2 separate regions of the Homo sapiens genome follow, and region 1 is linked to region 2. A link is a loop called in an ENCODE intact Hi-C map of the cell type or tissue named here. Cell type or tissue: CD4-positive, alpha-beta T cell. All regions are shown on one strand. Region 1 overlaps RPS6KA2 (ribosomal protein S6 kinase A2). Region 2 overlaps LOC107986669 (a long non-coding RNA gene).

Evidence for each region. Hi-C counts contacts between places; a loop is a spot of excess contacts. Peaks named below come from ENCODE experiments on the same cell type or tissue, not always from the same donor. Only the 100,000 strongest peaks of a DNase experiment are listed, where the experiment ranks them.
Region 1: a loop joins it to region 2, with 4 times the contacts of the local background. A loop is called at or near these places in 3 of 110 quality-filtered maps.

What each region holds. Positions count from the first base shown.
Region 1 is chr6:166,511,253-166,513,752 of GRCh38, forward strand. All of the region lies in intron 3 of RPS6KA2 (ribosomal protein S6 kinase A2), which reads right to left. Among named protein-coding and RNA genes, the nearest start is that of MIR1913, 3.1 kb to the left of the region's middle. In CD4-positive, alpha-beta T cell, no CTCF peak of the experiment used is centred here; a DNase peak (open chromatin) is centred at 1,499.
Region 2 is chr6:166,312,091-166,314,590 of GRCh38, forward strand. The region is part of intron 2 of LOC107986669 (a long non-coding RNA gene); the gene reads left to right. Among named protein-coding and RNA genes, the nearest start is that of PRR18, 4.9 kb to the left of the region's middle. In CD4-positive, alpha-beta T cell, a CTCF peak has its summit at 1,320; a DNase peak (open chromatin) is centred at 1,351.

The DNA.
Region 1 (2,500 bases), 200 kb after region 2:
ACAATCCTTCATCCAATGGTGTGAGCATACATACGTGATCCCTGCCTGAATCATTCAGGGCTAAAGAACAGCCATGGTCACATTTCTGATGGAACTGGAAATCAAGAGGAAGATTCCTTCTCTCCCTCTCCATGAAGATAACCATGGACCATGTACTTTCTGTTGAATTTAGTGTGTTACAACAGCTACATATTCTTCTTAGTGCTCACACTATCTCAAGTGTGGCCATCTGGGAATACAGATGTAATTAGTTTTGATGCAGAAACAAATGAACAAACAAAGAGCACCACTTGAGTAAAAACAGCTTTAGCATTCCCCTGGGCAAGCTGCTACACCCAGGGCAGTATCCGGGACCTCACACAGCCCCATGAGCGATGGGAGAAAATTTCTTCAAACATTGCTATTGGGACAAATATGATCAGTATTGTATCATGGGCCAGGTATTTAAATTTATCCATATTTAGGACTTGTGATACATACTGCTAAAGTTTTATTTAAGAAATTCTTCACCAAGAATGCTGCAATAATAAAAAGAAAATAGAAAATTACAAACTGGGAGGATGTGGAGAACTTGGAACCATCATGCATTGCTGATGACAGTGTAAAATGGTGCAGTCACTGAGGAAAATAGCTTGGTAGTTCCTTACAAAGAAGTAGAATTACCATGCAGCCCAGCAACTCTGCTCACAGGATACACATCCAAAAAAACTGAAAGTATGGATTTGAACGGGTTCATCCACCCATGTTCATGGCAGCATTATTTACAACAGAAAAGGAGGAAGCAACCCAAGTGTCCATCAACAGATGGATGAACAAAATGTGATGCTGTAGTAAATACACACACACATACACAAACACACACACACACACAATGGGATATTATTCAGCTCTAAAAAAGAGTAAAATTCTAACACACAGTATGAATGAAACCTCAGGACATTATGCTAAGTGAAATAAGCCAGACACAAGAGGACAACTATTGTAGGATCCCACTTATAAGAGTTGCCCAGAGTAGCCAGAATCAGAGAGACAGAAAGCAGGATCGTGGTGAACAGGAGCTGGAAGGGGGAGAATGGGAAGTCATTGTTTCCACCTGGGATGATACAAAGATTTTGGGTATAACATTGGTGAGGACAACATTGTGAATGTATTGATGTCACTGAACTGTTCACTTACAAATGGTTAAAATGATCAATATTATGTTATATATGTCTTACCACAGTTAAAAAGAGAAAGTCCTTCCTCATTCCTGGGTCCCTGAGTTTCACTGTCTCAACTCCTGGTTTTAATACTCACACCTAGGATTCAGGCTGTCTGAAGTCCACCTTTGTCTTTGGTGTTGGGACAGTTTTGCTTTCCCGTTTGGTCTGTAATACTGTCTCCGGGGGCCCAGGTGGTGACCGTGGTGTATGGCCCTGCAACCCAGCTCACTGTCAGTGTCACTGTGCCCTACTCTTGGCTTTGGTTTCCTCATATACAAACCGGATGAGATGGCTCCCCCTCCTGGGGCTGCCTAAGAAACCTGTGCAGTGATGTGTGTGCCACAACAACACGGGGCCCGCCCACACTGTGCCGCTTCAGGTGTCATTGCAGTGACACCTTTATTATATGCTCAGATCCCCTTTTTTTCTTTTTCTTTTTTTCTGATCTCTCCTTGCTGTTCCACTGCTCTGCCCATCCCTCTTCTAACCCCAGACCCTTGTCATCACCGTGGTCCTGTGACATTCCTTACAGCAGGGGTGTCCAATCTTTTGACTTCCTGGGCCACACCGGAAAAACTGTCTTGAGCCACACATAAAATACACTAACACTAGCTATAGCTGATGAGCTTCAAAACATCACAAAAAATCTCATAATCGTTTAAGAAAGTTTACGAATTTGGGTTGGGCTGCATTAAAAGCTATCCTGGGCCCCATGTAGCCCACAAGCTGTGGGTTGGACAAGCTTGCCTTAGAGTCTAGACAGGCATCGAGTAGGCACCCAGCAGGCAGTGCTGTGGGCAGAGCTGGGGGATACTAGTGTCTCCCCTAAACCTCAGCACCTCCTTCCCCAGTGGTCCTCGCAGTTCCTAATCCCTTGAGACCAAAACACCAAGGTGGAGGGTGCGGGAGCGACTGCTTATCACTTCTGCCCAAGGGGACACAGGAGGTCCTTCTTCTGCCTCAACTAACGGAATCAGGATTTTATTGCTTAAAAGACCTTGGGGAGCATGCAATTCAACCCCATGTTCTTACAGAAGAGGAAACATGCTCACTGCAGTAAAAAGTATTGCTTAAAGTTAGGTAGCTCCTGGTAGCCTGGAGGAAGGAGACCCCTGCCTGCCCCGCTCCACTGGGTGAAGGCCTGGCGTACGTCCCAGCCAGCATGTGAGCACTGTCCTCACTGGACACAGGGGCAGCATGGACTGTGGCACAGAAGACAAACGCTGGGGAGGAAAAGGGGGAAGCAAGCAACCTGGGCTGAAGGAGATTTAATGAGAGGGGCCATGAATGGAAACCAC
Region 2 (2,500 bases):
CACCTCAGCCTCCCAAAGTGCTGGGATTGCAGGCGTGAGCCACTGCGCCCGGCTAACATACAAAATATGTTAATCAACTAAGTTATCGATAAGACTTCTGGTCAACAGTAGGCTATTAGTAGTTATGTTTTGCAGAGTCAAAAGTTACACAAGGATTTCTGACCCTATGGGAGGCTGGTACCCCTAACCCCCACATTGCTTAGGGGTCCTATGTATTTGGAACTGTCCATATTTTTGACTTATGTTTTACGTCATTTATGTTTTAAATTAAATTTGATTTTCAGATTTCAAATATAACAATAACACAATATTGTCCACATGTGGGAATGGTGATTATCCACCCGCCCCACTATTCTGTCAGAGTAAAGTGTGTATCAGAGTAAAGAATTTCCATTACAACAACCCTTTAAGACATTTCCAGTGAATAATATGTGCACAGAGAATATTTCAATCACTAAAATAAAACACCAGGAAGTTTACATTCAGGCCCAACTACAATTACAGAGGGCAGCTGTTCCACCGATTTGAACTGTGTGGACTGAAGAATTATCAAGGCTGCAGCTCGGTGACCCTGCTGTGTAAAGGGCCTCAGATCTGATCATCCCAACTGCCCAGACCCTACAGAAATGATCCCAAGGATTCCGGGCTCCCACACGATGCGCGCTGGCTGCTCAACTGCTCACTCCTGCCTCGTAACCAGTGAATAAAATTAGAGCCAGTAATCACATCACAACACCAGGAAATTAGCCATTATTTGAAAAACATTTCATTTTTCTCATTAACTTAATTTCTTCTTTTTTACTAAGTTATATAATATTTAAATGTACATTCAGAAAAACTTCAAAATGGGAACTATTTCAATACATTGTTTCTCATTATCCCCTATGGTCTACTTCTTTCTATACTTTCATTCAAATCATTTTACATGATGTAACAGTAAGCAATCAAACATCTAGAACTAAAACCAAACCTGAATTTTAACACAGAAGCTTATTCCAGTTTAAAACCAATTTTATTACTTGGAAAACTTGCCAATAACTTAAAAATGTCTACATTTCTTCTAACGCTGGTCTGTTACTGTGAAAGGCTTTGGGAATTAAAAAAACACTTAGGAAATGTGTTGGATGCTAACAATTTTAAAGTACTTCTTTTTCCCCATTATTAAGATGATAACAGGCAATGTCTATTCTGCACTAAATAATCCACTTTATCTGGATTAGTTACATCGTTGAAAGCTCATGAAAGCCCTGTGAGAGCAGTACTAGCAATACTTGCATTTTACAGATGACAAACCAAGGCTTACCCAAGCAGTCACACAACTAGCACGCGGCCAGGGGCAGCCTGTCTAGGCAGGGGGCGCCAGAGCACACGCTTCCCTCCATGCCGGGGGGGGGGGGTCCCAATTTCTTTGGTCTCAAGACCAGATGGCTGAGAACCCCAAAGAGCTTCTGTTTTGTGGATTTTACCTATTATGTTAACCTTATTAGAAATTTAAATAGCTTTAAATACATTACATGTTAGCAATAAACCCATTATGTTAACATATTTTTAATATATTTTTAAAAACTATTTTCTAAAATAAACAAATGAGAGATGAGTGGTGGGCTCAGTAGAAGCCATAGGATCTCGCATGCACTGTGTTCTGTCCTGTGCCATCACGCACCACGGGACCACAGTAACGCCACTGTGTGCTGGGGATCGCAGGAGAGAGGAAAAGAGTGATGCTGGCTCAGTATCACTATGAAAACAGACCCTAACAGGCCTCCGAGACCCCAGGCGTCCTGGGAACACGTTGTGAGAAGTGCTGCATTGAGACCGCTGACAACCAGTAGCCTTTCTATCAAAAATCCTTAACCCAGTAACCCGCGGATGGCCCAAATGCATTCCATCGGTAGCAGCAGCAGCTTTGCTAGCAGAAGAAAGTAGAAAAATAACCTTTAGAGGAAACCTCATTGTGAGCACACCTCACCAGTTCAGAGCTATCCTAAGTAAAAGAAAAAAAAAAAAGGTAGCTTACTAACTCAAAAATCTAAAAGTATAGGGCTATTCTGTTAGACAAAGGTGATTTAACGTTAACCACTAAAAATTCCCTTAACCCAGAAGGTTTCCTAATGAGGAATTTAAATCTTAATTACCATACAAAGGTCTAACCAGACCCAGGAGGAAATCCCTTCAGGACAGGACCATAGATGGTTCCTCCCCGGTGATTGAGGGGAGAAAAAAAAAGCCCACAATTGGTATTCAGTAATTGATAGGGAAACTCTTGTAGAAGCAGAGTTAGGAAAATTGCCTAACAATTGGTCTGCTCAAACGTGCGAGCTGTTTGCACTCAGTCAAGCCTTAAAGTACTCACAGAATCAAAAAACTCTATCTCAATCCTGACTCAAAAGGTTACCTACACCCTCTCTGAAACGAATTTGTGCAAGAACTGTTGTTTATGGGACTGCATCTTGATGGGGCAGCTGGGTTGTCATGAAATACTCAGGAACCCAGCCCAACT